Regions from separate parts of the Homo sapiens genome. Here all the other regions are linked to region 3. A link is an interaction called in ENCODE POLR2A ChIA-PET data of the cell type or tissue named here. Cell type or tissue: MCF 10A. All regions are shown on one strand.

What was found. ChIA-PET counts read pairs that join two places held together with the same protein. Peaks named below come from ENCODE experiments on the same cell type or tissue, not always from the same donor. Only the 100,000 strongest peaks of a DNase experiment are listed, where the experiment ranks them.
Region 1: POLR2A ChIA-PET joins it to region 3 with 78 read pairs; 11 of 35 experiments call an interaction of 5 or more read pairs at or near these places.
Region 2: POLR2A ChIA-PET joins it to region 3 with 20 read pairs; 11 of 35 experiments call an interaction of 5 or more read pairs at or near these places.

Annotation. Positions count from the first base shown.
Region 1 is chr20:47,454,870-47,459,869 of GRCh38, reverse strand. No RefSeq gene overlaps it. Among named protein-coding and RNA genes, the nearest start is that of NCOA3, 45 kb to the left of the region's middle. In MCF 10A, no CTCF peak of the experiment used is centred here; DNase peaks (open chromatin) are centred at 2,259 and 4,409.
Region 2 is chr20:47,462,610-47,467,609 of GRCh38, reverse strand. No RefSeq gene overlaps it. Among named protein-coding and RNA genes, the nearest start is that of NCOA3, 37 kb to the left of the region's middle. RefSeq lists a silencer at 2,851-3,145. In MCF 10A, no CTCF peak of the experiment used is centred here; DNase peaks (open chromatin) are centred at 2,579, 3,019 and 3,929.
Region 3 is chr20:47,389,722-47,394,721 of GRCh38, reverse strand. All of the region lies in intron 2 of LINC01754 (long intergenic non-protein coding RNA 1754), which reads left to right. Among named protein-coding and RNA genes, the nearest start is that of LINC01754, 20 kb to the left of the region's middle. RefSeq lists enhancers at 1,905-1,954, 2,215-2,404, 2,575-2,704. In MCF 10A, no CTCF peak of the experiment used is centred here; DNase peaks (open chromatin) are centred at 1,851, 2,491 and 4,491.

The DNA of each region.
Region 1 (5,000 bases), 65 kb before region 3:
TCTGTCCTGGTCCAAGTCAGAAGGCCCGAGATGTCCAATGGCAGGAGAAGGTGGATGTCTCAGCTGAAACAGAGAGAGAATTCATCCTCCCTCTGCCTTTTTCTTCAATTCAGACCCTCAAGGATTGGGTGATGTCCATGCATGCTGGCGAGCAAGGTTCTTCTTTACTCAGTCTATTGTTTCAAATGCTAATCCCTTCTGGAAACACCCTCCTGGAAATGTTTTACCAGCTACCTGGGCATCCCTTAGCCAGTAGATTAACTATAACACTGTCTATGTGCCGCATAATTTTCTGGCAACTGTTCTCATAAATTGTTGAAAAATTGCATTGATAAATAAAGGTAAACACAGGCTCTACTGTTCCTTGTGTTCTCTGACACAGCATCCAATCGCTGGACGTCAGGGAGTGAGTCCCAATGTTACAGGGTACAAAGAGTTCAGCAAAGAAATGCTCTCAGCTGGGAAATTTGAATATATCAAGTACCTGCATATTTGATGACATTAGGAATTATTGTTAATTTTTTTTTTTTTTTTTTGAGACAGAGTCTTGCTCTGTAGCCCAGGCTGGAGTGCAGTGGCACAATCTCAGCTCACTGCAACCTCTGCCTCCCGGGTCAAGCAATTCTCCTGCCTCCGCCTCCTGAGTAGCTGGGATTACAGGCACACACCACCACATCCAGCTCCTGACGCCGACCTTGGGCTCCCAAAGCACTGGGATTACAGGCTTGAGCCACCGCGCCCGGCCATTGTTAACTTTTAAAATGTATGATATTAGAATTGTGATTATGACCAAAGTCGAGTCTTTATTTTTTAGAGATACACACGGAAGTATCCACAGAGTGGTGTGATAGCTGAGATTTGCATCAAAGTAATCCAAGCAGCAGGAACAAGAGTGGAGGGAAAGATGAAGCAGGATTGCCCCTAAATTGCTAATTGTCAATATCTTTTTTATGTTTTTATTTTTCTTTTAGAGACGGGATCTTGCTTTGTTGCCCAGGCTGGAATGCAGTGGTGGGATCATAGCTCATTGCAGCTTCCAACTTCTGGGCTCAAGTGATCCCCATCCTGCTTCAGCCTCCTGAGTAGCTGAGACTACAGGTGTGTGCCACCATGCCCAGCTGATTTTTTTTTTTTTTTGGATGGTGTGCACCCAGGTTGGAGTGCAGTGGCGCAATCTTGGCTCACTGCAACCTCTGCCTCCCAGGCTCAAGTGATCCTCCTGCCTCAGCCTCCCAAGTAGCTAGGACCACAGACGTGTGCGACCACACCTGGCTAATTTTTGTATCTTTGGTAGAGATGGGGTTTTACTATGTTGCCCAGGCTGGTCTCAAACTCCTGAGCTCAAGTAATCCAGCTGTCTCGACCTCCTAAAGTGCTGTGATTACAGGCGTGAGCCACCGTGCCTGGCCCACCCAGATAATTTTTAAATTTTTTGTAGAGACAGGGTCTTGCCATGTTGCCCAGGCTGGTCTTTAACCCCTGGGCTCAAATTATCCTCCTGCCTCAACCTACCAAAGCAGTGGGATTGCAGATATGAGCCACTGTGCCCACTTGAGCTGATAATTGTAGAAACCAGATAATGGACAAGGGAGATGATGATACTATTTTCTCTCCTTTTGTATGTTAGATTTTTTCATAATGAAATAATAATAATCAATAAAGGAAAGCTCCTGCTATAATTTTTCCTTTTTCTTTCTTTCTTTCTTTTTTTTTTTTTTTTTTTTTTTTTGAGACAGAGTCTTGCTCTGTCACCCAGGCTGGAGTGCAGTGGCATGATCTTGGCTCACTGCCACCTCTGTCTCCCAGGTTCAAACAATTCTCCTGCCTCAGCCTCCCAAGTAGCTGGGATTACAGGCACGTGCCACCACACCTGGCTAATTTTTGTGTTTTTAGTAGAGATGTGTTTCACTATGTTGGTCAGACTGGTCTGGAACTCCTGACCTCAAATGATCCACCCACCTCGGCCTCCCAAAATGCTGGGATTACAGGCCTGAGCCGCCACATCCAGCCTTATTTTTCTATTTAAGTCTGTAAAGCTGACTTCTCCATAAAAGGCATTCTAATTCATATCTATTGATAGAAAACCACAGTTAACAATCTATACACCATGGATGAAATTAGAAGCAGGTGAATTAAAGCTATCCAGTCATGAACTGCTTTCACTCTTGCTCAGAGTTCATCTTGATGGCTTCCTAATTCCCAGAAGACTGTCAGATGAGGCAGAGAACAATATCTCCCAAAAGTTTTTGTGGTATCTGAAGAAAGTGACTCATTGGAAACTCAAAGTCAGGGCCTGTGCGTTACTTATAATGATAGTTAACTCTTACATAACAGTGACTGCATGCCAACCTCTCTTGTTAGCACTTGACAAATATTAACCCATTTAATTTTTATCAATCTCAGGAAATACGTACAATTATTAAGCCTATTTTACAGATGAGGAAACAAAAGCATAGAGCGTTTAAATGACTCATCCAAGGTCTCACAGCGAGTAAGAGGTGGGGCCGGGATTTGAACGCAGGCAAACAGATTCCATGTCTACATTCTTCATGATGATTTTGACCACCTCCATATTATTTTGGTAATGCATCTCTGGCAGTTTACTGAGTATCAGATAACAGCGAATTGGGGGAAGGTTGGGGAAAGCAGTTAAGATCAGTGTTCATTCTGTGCCAACCTAAAGTATTCCTAGAAATAGCAGATAACTGAGGCCGGGCGCAGTGGCTCACACCTGTAACCCCAGCATTTTCGGAGGCTGAGGCGGGTGGATTACTTGAGGTCAGGAGTTGGAGACCAGCCTGGTCAACATAGTGAAACCCTCATCTTTACTAAAAATACAAAAATTAGCTGGGTGTGGTGGCCGGTGCCTGCAGTCCCAGCTACTCGGGAGGCTGAGGCAGGAGAATCACTGGAACCTGGGAGGCGGAGGTTGCAGTGAGCTGAGATCGCACCACTGCACTCCAGCCTGGGGGACTAAGCGAGACTCTGTCTCAAAAAAAAAAAAAAGAAAAGAAATAACAGAAAATTTACATTATGTGTCTCCCCTAGGAAAGCTATAATAAAATAGCCACCATTTAGGAAACTGCTGCTGTGAATAAGCTGCTGTGCTCACAGAAAAATACACTATGATAATCTCAGTTGCATCAATAAATATTCTATGTACCAGGCTCTATTCTAGATACTGAGGATACAGCCCTGAAAAGACCAACATGATTTAAACCCACGTGGAGCTTCTTGGGACCTACATTAACCACATAGTGGGGCAGAAGAGACGCTGCACACGTCTAGAGCTTATACCTTGAAAAACTTTGCAGCTTCCATTTTCACTCTTTTGGAACTCTGCCCCAAGACCACCACACCAGAAGAAACTCTGAAAGAAAACCCACAGAATGAGAGAGACTTAGCCACCTGGCTGTCCCGGCTGAGCCTTCAGCCACGTGCAGCTTCATGAGCAAACCCAGGTGAGACCAACAGAAGGGCCATGCAACCACCCAAAGACTCATAAGAAATAATAGGCCAGGCCCAGCGGCTGACGCCAGGAATCCCAGCACTTTTGGAGGCTGAGATGGGCAGATCCCTTGAGTCCAGGCCTGTAATCCCAGCACTTTGGCAGGTCGAGGCAGGCAGATCACTTGAGGTCAGGAGTTTAAGACCAGCCTGGCTAACAAGGTGAAAGCTCGTCTCTAATAAAAATACAAAAATTAGCCAGGCATGATGCTGCATGCCTGTTATCTCGGCTCCTTGGGAGGCTGAGGCAGGAAAGTCACTTGAACCTGGGAGGCGGAGGTTGCAGGGAGCTGAGATGGTGCCACTGCACTCCAGCCTGGGTGACAGAACAAGATGCCATCTCAGGGGTTGGGGGGAGATCCCTTGAATCCAGGAGTTGAAGACAGCCTGAGCAACATGGTGAAACCCCGCCTCTACAAAAAATTAGTCAGGCATGGTGGTACAGGCCTGTAGCCCCAGCTACTCGGGAGGCTAAGGTGGGAGGATCACTTGAGACTGGGAAGTGGAGGTTGCAGTGAGTTGAGATCACACCACTGCCCTCCAGCCTGGGTGACAGACACCCCATCTCAAAAAATAAATAAATAAATAGTGGACATTTATTGTATCAAACAAATTCCCAATACATCATTCAGTGTCCAACTTGGGGTGGGGGTGTGTTTTTTTGGGGGGAACCTAATTTATCTCAGATCATAGAGATTCAAACCAAGATCAGAAGAGCTGGTGGTTGGTTGTTGTTTCTGAAAACTCATAGCTAGACCCTCAAAAGTTAATAAATGCAACAGGATTTAAAACTCAGCTTTGTTTGTCTTGGTGTGTTACGAAAGAACACAAGAAAAAAATTGCATTTCACCACTCCTGTGGCTTAAGAAGAAAGCGACCAAACAAGTCAATTAACCTGTAAGTGAGGGCCCAGTCATGTGGTGGAGAGACTCTCCTGCCGCACACAATCACTTACAGAGGAGCGGAGTCAATAACAGCCAAAGATTTCACCTGATAATTGTCAAAATGTTTAAATACACCATTACAGTGTGCAAACAGGACTTTATCTTCAGCTCCAAGCACATCAAAACCACTGGTTTAATTCCAGCAGCTTATGCTTTCAAAGGAGTATTGAGTGAAGGCATACAGGGATGGGCTGAAATCCACACCTTCCCCCAGGCAGATCAACAAACCTTTTCGCTGGGCTGAGTCCAGCTTCTGAACTTTTGTACAAAATCTCTAACACCCACTGTCACAAAAAACTGAAGACCTGTCTTAGGACCAGGGATGGATCCAGGTTTTGTGGTACCTGAAGCTTAGACAATTTGGGGGAGCCTTCTTTAAAACAAATACAAAATTTAAGTACAAAATTAGGTATAAAAGTGAATGTTTAGGCCAGGTGTAGTGGCTCATGCCTATAATCCCAGAACTTTGGGAGGCCGAGGTGGAAAGACTGCTTGAGGCCAGGGGTTCGAGATTAGCCTGGGCAACATGTGAGACCCTGTCTCTACAAA
Region 2 (5,000 bases), 73 kb before region 3:
AGGAGGATCACCTGAGGCCGGGAAGTTGAGGCTGCAGTGAGCCGTGATTCCATCACTCAATGCCAGCCTGGGTGACAGTGAGACCCTGCCTCAATCAATCAATCAAAGAAAATATTCCTCCAGCACCAGTTTTCATGCAAGGGAATTTTTGTTCAGTTTGGTTCAGCCAAATAAAGTCCAGGATAGAACCTGGGTCTATCAGAGTTCCCCAAATTTCAGTGACTCATGTAACGCCTTTGAGATTTTTGCCATCGCCACAAATCACCTTTTTTTTTTTTTGAGACAGCGTCTCGCTCTGTCACCCAGGCTGGAATGCAGTGGTGCAGCTGTTACAGTAGGTAGCTAGTCAGACATGAACAGAGCAAGAGAGAGTTCCCCCACAACACACACACACCAGGAATGTCAGGTGACCAGAGGTGACCATCAGGTGATGCTCAGGCGGTTGTTAACTATCTCTCTAAAATAATGATTGGTCTCAGCCGACTCCAGGGAAAGGCAGTCTCCCAATAAGCAGAAAAAAAACAACAACCTGAAACTGGTGATCAGCAGCTTCCCAGTAAGATCTCAGGACTGGGTAAATGGGCTCAAGCATGGGAATTAAGAGGCAAAATGGCAAAGTTTAACTGATGACCGTCTAGGGACATTCAACTGGTAAGGGAAGAATGCCTCAAGTGAGCACGTACACAACTCCAATAAACACATTGCACGTGCAGACAGCCCATCCCCAGTGAAAAATCACGGGAGAAGGAACTCAAGACCCCGGAAGTATGTCAGCATATGAAACACAAATCACAGGTAAAACAGAGCGCTTGATTTCTCAAGTCGCCCGCCTGACCCTCTTCCAACATAGAAAGGCCCTGTTTCTACAAAAAATTTAAAAAATTAGTTAGACGTGGTGGTGCACACCACTAATCTCAGCTACTTGGGAAGCTGAGGTGGGAGGATCACTTGAACCCAGAGTTTGAGGCCACAGTGAGCTATGTATTCCAGCCTGGGCAACAGAGCAAAAGACCTATCTCAAAAAAAAAAAAAAAAAAAAAAAAAAGAAATGGTTTGACCAGTTAGAATTTTTCATTCCTTCTGGGTACAGTGATTGGTTCAAGAATGGGGTTGTGATCCAAGCCAAGTCTTTGAGGCTCAGTTCTTAAACTTTTGTTGCAACAGTTGCCTAAAAGATTCCTCTGGAATTGCTAACTTGGTAGGAAGTAAGTCTGTAGTTGCTGGAGCCACCACTCGGTAAGATTCTGCCTGAGAATAAAGCGGAGATGAGCAATAAAAACAGAGACCAAATAATTATGACCTTGTTGCTCAGATCCAGCCATGCCTGAAGCTGGGAAACTCTGAACTTTTGAGTTGTGCCAGCCAATACATTTCTCCCTAACATCTTTTTTCTTTTTGGTTTTTTGTTACTTGCAATTGACTGATAAATATACCACCACAAATGGCAGGATACATAGCAGACATTATTGTTGGCCTACTCAAAAACTTTTCTTCCTTTTTAAATGAGAATTCTGGTTGGGACCAGATGTCCACCCCTCTCCTGCTGGCCATGTGCTTCCAGGGAGATGGATCCCAGTCCCAACCCCAGCCTGAGGAATACATATGAACCAATCACGGTGATCCAGACCACTTGTCAGTGGTTGGTTTAGGCTTATCACGTGATGCCCTCTAGCCAATAAGACAAGAAAAAAACTCCGCTGCACGCTGGGAAAGGTTTTTCTCATTAACAGAAACGTGTTGTTATGACTTGAATGTCTGAAATTGTGGGCATTATCGTGGCATCACGAGTGAGAATATCTAACACACTAAGAGAGGCAGAGAAAGAATTTAGGTTCTGACAATATTTGAGCCCCTGAGAACTATCTATACCTATGGATCCTTGACAACTTGAAAGAGTTGCTCTCTTGGTGGCAAAGTTACTGTAGTAACTGAAGCCTCCCAAACCGACACCACCACACAGGAGAAAAGCATATGCTCAGGGCTTTCTCTTGAAAGGGAAGAAACTGCTTCCCTTCCGGAGTCCCAGATAAAACCTTGGATCTCATTGCCTCTCACTCAGTGATGTGTTCATCTGCGAACCCTAACAAGAAGACCAGGGAGGCCGGGCGTGGTGGCTCACGCCTATAGTCCCAGCACTTTGGGAGGCCAAGGCGGGCGGATCAACTGAGGTCAGGAGTTTGAGACCAGCCTGACCAACATGGTGAAAGCCTGTCTCTACTAAAAAAATACAAAAAATTAGCCTGGCGTGGTGGCATGTGCCTGTAATCCCAGCTACTCAGGAGGCTGAAGCAGGAGAATCACTTGAACCTAGGAGGCAGAGGTTGCAGTGAGCCGAGATTGTGCCACTCCAACCTGGGTGACAGAGTGGGAAGGCCAGGGTAAAGAAAAGACTTTGATTGATGTAAGCCAATCAGGACCCAACTCTGGAGCATGGGGCAAAGTAAATCTTATTCCAAAACACATGGAATTAGAGTGTGAAAGTTGGTGTTCTGTGGTTCCATTAATGGTGTCCTGGAAAGATTACAAAAGAACACTTACATTCTCTTCCAACCCAGGAAGTCATAGGACTTTGGGGGCGGGGGTGGAAGGAGAGAGAAAGAAACATGTCATTTGCTCAACATGGTACTTAGCATTATCGAAGATTAAGAAAATGTGTAGCACATGATCCCTGCTCTCAGAGAATTTACAAGTGAGATTAACTGCCCCTTAATATATCAGTTTGGGAGACCTGCCCTTCAAAGACTATATTTTTTTTGTTGAATACTCTATTAGAGTAACGCTAGCCACTGTAACAAATAACGCTCACATTTCAGAGGCTTGCATAATAGAAGTTTATCTCCTCTAGCGCTGCATTGCCAGTTGACTGACAGCTTTCCTCCATCCCTGGGGCCTCATCGTTGATGTCTGCATCCAGTGGTGGCAGGGGAAGGAGAATGGAAAAGGCGCACATGTTTCTCAACTGCTTTGTGCAGAGCTAATACACATTGCTTTTGCTCACATTCTATTTGCAGAATGAATCACAGGCTGTACCCAGATGCAAAGGGGATTGGGAAATATTGTCCCTGGCTGCTTTCCAATGACAACTCTATATCCTAAGGATAACTAGCCGTCTCCGTCACTCAAATATTGCCTGTAGTAATGGCAAATGCCCACAAGGATGCAGAAATGCCTTGATCGTGTTTAAGCAATTTAAATCATATACCAAAATTTCTCACTCTCAGCCCGATTGACATTTCCGGCCAGATAATTGTTTTGGGGTAATCCTGTGCATTGTAAGATTCAGTTTAGCAGCATCTCTGGCCTCTACCCACTAAATGCCAGTAGCACCCCCACCACCAGTTGTGACAATCAAAAACCTCTCCAGACAGTGCCAAACATCCCCTAGGACACAGAACATTTCCATCCCCCAGAAAGTTCCCTCTTGCCCCTTCCCAAAACAAGATAACCACTATCCTGACCTTTATCACCCTTAGTTTTCTCTATTCTTAGACTCCACATAAATGGAATCATACAGAATGAACTCTTTTTTTTCTTTTTTGAAACAGAGTCTCGCTCTGTCACCCAGGCTGGAGTGCAGAGGCATGATCTTGGCTCACTGCAACCTCCGCCTCCCTTGTTCAAGGGATTCTCCTGCCTCAGCCTCCCAAGTAGCTGGGATTACAGGTGTCCGCCACCACGCCTGGCTAATTTTTTTATTTTTTGTAGGAACATGGTCTCACCATGTTGGCCAGGCTGGTCTCAAACCCCTGACCTCAAATGATCCACCTGCCTCAGCTTCCCAAAGTGCTGGGATGACAGGCGTGAGCCACTGCATCCGGCATGAACTCATGTATCTGGCTTCTTTCACTCAAATAATGCTTTTCAGATTGAGTCACGCTGGATGCCCCAGTAATTCTTTCCTGGCTGTTGTTGAGTAGAATTCCATTTTGGGACCATACCATCATTTGTTTACCCTCTTGTTGTCGGGCACTTGGTTGTTTCCAGTTTGGACTATTATGAAACAAGCTTCTATGAACATTCTGGAACAAATTTTTTTTTCTTTTTTTTTGAGATGGAATCTTGCCCTGTTGCCCAGGCTGGAGTGCAATGGCAAGATCTCAGCTCACTGCAACCTCCACCTCCTGGGTTCAAGCGATTCTCTTACCTCAGCCTCCTGAGTAGCTGGGACTACAGGCGCGCACCACCACGCCCAGCTAATTTTTTTCCTCAGGTGATCCGCCCTCCTCAGCCTCCCAAAGTGCTAGGATTACAGGCATGAGCCACCACACCTGGCCTGGAACAAGTATTTTTATGGACATGGGCACACATTTCTCTTAATCCAAGAGTGGAATTACTGGGTCAGCAGTAGGTAAATGTCAAACTTTATTAGGTATTATAGTTAACCTATATTATTTTTAAGTTGTATTTATTTATTTATTTATTTTTATTTTTTATTTTTTGAGACGGAGTTTCGCTCTTGTTGCCTAGGCGGGAGTGCAATGGTGCAATCTCGGCTCACTGCAACCTCCGCCTCCTGGGTTCAAGCAATTCTCCTGACTCAGCCTCCTGAGTAGCTGGGATTACAGGCATGCGCCACCACGCCTGGCTAGCATTTATTTATTTTTTAGAGAGTCTTGCTGTGTTGCCCAGGATGGTCTCAAACTCCTGGCCTCAAGCGATCTGCCTGCCTCAGCCTCCCAAGGTGCTAGGATTATGAGCATGATCCACCACACCCAGCCTTCTCCTTGTACCCTTTCCTTCACCCTTCTTCAGAGGTAACCACTCTGAGCCTTTCTGCTCTGTCCTTCTAGAACATTCTTTCTATTTAGGCAGCTAGTTTATAGCAGTTAGGAGCTTAATGTGGCCTTGGGCACATGTATGAACTCTCTGTGTCTTCCTCATTCCTAAAAAAGGCATTTGTTTGTTTGTTTCTTTGTTTTTTGTGACAGTCTCGCTGTGTCGCCCAGGCAGTGGCATGATTTCAGCTAACTGCAAACTCCGCCTCCTGGTTCAAGTGATTC
Region 3 (5,000 bases):
GGGATTACAGGTGTGAGCCACTGCACCTGGACTGAACACTGGTAATTTTAAAATGAAATACATTTATTACTTTTTACAAATACTCAAGTAAAAGACCAAAAAAATTCAAATTTAATTTTAATTTAAATCATTGTAAGATGTATGGGATTAATATCCACACTCAGGATTTCTCAGTACTCACTTTTCATAAAAATCAGCTCAAAATAAAACATACCTAGAAAATTGCAGAATAGAGGGTCCTGTGGTGCCTATCTAGTCTCTATTCCTCTAGGGGGAATGTAGTGGGGTCTTAAGATACCCTCTTGGCTGGGTGCAGTGGTTCACGTCTGTAATCCCAGCACTTTGGGAGGCCGAGACAGCCAGGTTACTTGAAGTCAGGAGTTCAAGATCAGCCTGGCCAACACATTGAAACCTTGTCTCTACTAAAAACACAAAAATTAGCCAGGCGTGGTGGCGTGTGCCTGTAGTTCCAGCTACTCGAGAGGCTGAGGCAGGAGAATCACTTGAACCTGGCAGGTGGAAGTTGCAGTGAGCTGAAATCATGCCATTGCACTCCAGCCTGGGTGACAACAGCAAAACTCCACCTCAAAAAAAAAAGATACCCTTTTAGAGCCAGGCGTGGTGGCTCACACCTGTAATCCTAACACTTTAGGGAGGCCGAGGCAGGCAGATCACCTAAGGTCAGGAGTTCGAGACCAGCCTGGCCAACATGATGAAACCTTATCTCTACTAAAAATACAAGAATAAGCCAGGTGTGATGGCCGGCGCCTGTCGTGATCTGATTATCTGAAAGCAAAAGGAACAAAACTGGAGTGCAATGAGTGAATGAGCTCACATGTGTCTTGTTTAGCCTTAGAATTCATATTTAGCAAAATAAGTAAGCCTGTGCTCCTCACCTGAACTCCTGGATAACTCACTGTGGATATTTACACATCACTGGGTAGCTGTCTGTCATGTCTCATTTATTCCCACACATGGGCTCATTCATTCATTCAACAAACATTTGCAGACAGCCCCTTCTCTGCTGTGCTGCCCTTTGCTTTCATGCAGTGTATCTTCATACTTTCTCTAATAAGTCTGCCTTTCTTTACCAAAAAAAGAAAAAACAAACATTTGTCCTATGACCTACTGTATGCCTAGCACCAGGATGGGTGGGGTTAGTCTGACTTCTTTTGAGTGACCTAAGCCCAACTCAAATTGGCTTGTGTAAAAAAGAATTTGGCTGGGTATGGTGGCTCACGCCTGTGATCCAGCACTTTGGGAGGCCGAGGCAGGTGGATCACTTGAGGCCAGGAGTGTGAGACCAGCCTGGCCAACGTGGCGAAACCCCGTCTCTACTGAAAATAAAAAAATTATCTGGACATGGTGGTACACACCTGTAATCCCAGCTACTTGGGAGGCTGAGGTAGGAGAATCACTTGAACCTGGGAGGCAGAAGTTGCAGTGAGCTGAGATTGTACCACTGCACTCCAGTGTAAACGACAGAATGAGACTCTGTCTCAATAAATAAATAAGGAATTTATTGGCTTATGTAACTCTATGAAACTTATGTAACTTATAAAAGCTCTAGTGCAAGTCGCCTTCAGGCATGGTTGGTTCTCACAGTATGAGAATTACCCTCACTCTTCATCTCTCAGCTATACTTTCTTCTGTGGAGGCCTGCTTCACCCTCAGGTAGCTTCTACCCTGAGATCATAGCAGTCTTGGCCTCTACCCACTCTAGCTTAACCACCCACAGAGAAAGGGAAAGCCCTTTTCCCAACAGTTCCAGTGAGAGTCCTGACCTGGCTCTAATTTGATTCAGTTTGAGTCACATGCCTTCACTGGATTGATTGGGAGGTGCTAGATGGTTGTTGGCCAGTGTGTCATCACCTGGTCACACCAGTAAGTAAGAGATTCAGTCCCATCTGAATCACGTGGATTGAGAATGACGGAAAAGGTAGTTTCCCAAAAGAATGCTAGGGCACAGTGACCAAAAAAAGAAGAATGGATGCTGGCCATGCAAAAAACAACAGATGTCCAACTATAGACATGACAAAAATGAATAAAATACCTTTTATGGGACTATAGAACCCCCACATGCACCTGGCAGGAGTGTGGGCTGGCAGCTGCTATGTGGGAGAGCAACCTGGCAGTGTTTTGCACCCACATAGCCTATGCCCCGGCATCTCCTTCCTGGGGAGAAGAGGCAGTGATGTGTGTGGAGGCGGCCATATGGGGGCCATTGCTAGGAGAGTACTTTGGTAAAATGTGGTGAATGCACAGAAGATGGGGAAGCCGAAGAAATGGACTAGATATTTACAGAGACCCGTGTTGAGATCTTCAAAACAGAGTGAAAACAAAAACCAAAGAACTCTGTAACAGGAGGCTATTTGTGTAAATGTAAAACGCATGTCATGGTGAGTAATCAAGATAGCGTTGCCCTTGGGGGATGTGACTAAAAGGAAGCACAGAGCTGCCCAATTAAATAATACATTTCCCAGCTTTCTTTGCAACTAGGCGTGGCCACATGACAAGGTTCTGGCCAATGGGATGGGAACAGAAGTAATGCAGGCAACTTCCTGGACCAAGACCATAAATGGAAAAGAGAGTGCCCTCCCTCTCTCTTCCTTTCTTTCCTGCAGGAGCTGGAGTGACTCTCTTGGTCCCTAAGGTGGAAGCCATGTGTTGAGGACACTGAGCAACAAGATAGGAGGAGCCTGGGGCCCAGCCAGAGAACAGGAAGCCACCCAAATAGCTCTCAACCCCTTATAGATGGACTACTAAATGGGAAATAAAGTAGACTGTTCTCTCTTGATCTTTGTACAGAATCTATGTGCTAACTAATATAGTGCTCACTGGGAGGCTGAGACAGGAGGATAGCTTGAGCCCAGCTTGAGCCCAGGAGTTCGACACCAGCCTGGGCAACATAGCAAGACCTCGTCTCTACTTAAAAAAAAAAAAAAATTAGCGGGGCATGGTGGCACGTGCCTATAGTCCCAGCTACTCGGGAGGCTGAGGCAGGAGGATGGCTTGAGCTCAAGAGCCAGAGGTTGTAGTGAGCTAATATCACACCACTGTATTCCAATCTAGGTGACAGAGACCCTGTCTCAACAAAATAAAACAAAAAAACCATAGTGCTCAATAGGTTGATATTATCATGACTTTCTCCTCAGTTGTCATTATGATGATGATTATTTTATTGACCTAAAGCATTATGTACAGTTCAGCAAAGTCTTGTGGTGCCTTAACAAACAATGGAGGCAGTAACCCTTAGAGTTCTTGAGTTGCAGGTGTAGGAAACCACTGCTGACTCAAGTAAAAATATTGGTAGAATATGGTGTAGCTTATTGACTCAAAAGAAAGGCTGGAGGCCTTGTGTGGTGGCTCATCCCTGTAATCCCAGCACTTTGGGAAGCCAAGATGGGCGGATCACCTGAGGTCAGGAGTTTGAGACCAGCCTGGCCAATATGGCGAAACGCTGTCTCTACTAAAAATACAAAAATTAGCTGGGCGTGGTGGTGCACGCCTGTAATCCCAGCTACTAGGGAGGCTGAGGCAGGAGGATTGCTTAAACCTGGGAGGCAGAGGTTGCAATGAGCCGAGATCACACCATTGCATTCCAGCCTGGGCGACAGAGTGAGACTCCGTCTCAAAAAAAAAAAAGGCTGAAACTAGGCTTCTGGAAGGCTAGGATCTGAGGCAAGTCCTGGAATCCAGGTGACAGGAACTCATCAGCATTGGAGTAAAAGAGATATTCAAAACAGAGTGAAGAGTAAGTATAAATAACAGGAGGCTGGCTGGGCGTGGTGGCTCACGCCTGTAATCCCAGCACTTTGGGAGGCCGAGGCGGGTGGATCATGAGGTCTGGAGATCGAGACCATCCTGGCTAACATGGAGAAACCCCATCTCTACTAAAAATGAAAAAAAGAAATTAGCCGGGCGTGGTGGTGGGCGCCTGTAGTCCCATCTACTCGGGAGGCTGAGGCAGGAGAATGGCTTGAACCTGAGAGGCGGAGCTTGCAGTGAGCCAAGATCGCGCCACTGCACTCCAGCCTGGGCAACAGAGCGAGACTCGTCTCAAAAAAAAAACAGGAGGCGGCCGGGCGCGGTGGCTCACGCCTGTAATCCCAGCACTTTGGGAGGCCGAGGCGGGTGGATCATGAGGTCAGGAGATCGAGACCATCCTGGCTAACAAGGTGAAACCCCGTCTCTACTAAAAATACAAAAAATTAGCCGGGCGCGGTGGCGGGTGCCTGTAGTCCCAGCTACTCGGGAGGCTGAGGCAGGAGAATGGCGTGAACCCGGGAAGCGGAGCTTGCAGTGAGCCGAGATTGCGCCACTGCAGTCCGCAGTCCGGCCTGGGCGACAGAGCGAGACTCCGTCTCAAAAAAAAAAAAAAAAAAAAAAAAAAAAACCGGAGGCTATTTGTGTAAATGTAAATCGCATGTCACGGTGAGTAATCAAGATAGTGCTGCCCTTGGGGGATGTGACTAAAAGGAAGCACAGAGCTGCCCAATTAAGTATTACATTTCCCAGCTTTCTTTGCAGCTAGGCGTGGCCACATGACAAGGCCACATGTGGATGTGGGGCAGAGTGGACAGGGAGGTTGTGTTTGCACAAAAGCATCTACCTGTGATGTTTAAGTTGAGATGGATGAAAAGAAACTGGCCATGTGCAGATACTGGAAGAGAGAATCCCACGCAATATGCCATTGGAAAGGAATCTTAGTTTGAGAAATTCAAGAGGTGCCAGTGGTGGGGGTGGTGTGGGCGTGGCAGGGGATAGACTCTTGGAGAACAAAATGATGAAGAAGGCAGAGAATGTATGAGATGAAATCAGAGGCCAGGAAAAGATCATGGAGGAACTTGGAGGCCACTGAAGAGAGTCTGGGGCCAGGCACAGTGACTCATACCTGTAATCCCAACTCTTTGGGAGGCTGAGGCCAGAGGATTGCTTGAGCTCAGGAGTTCAGGACCAGCCTGGGCAACACAGGGAGACCCCCATCTCTACAAACAAAT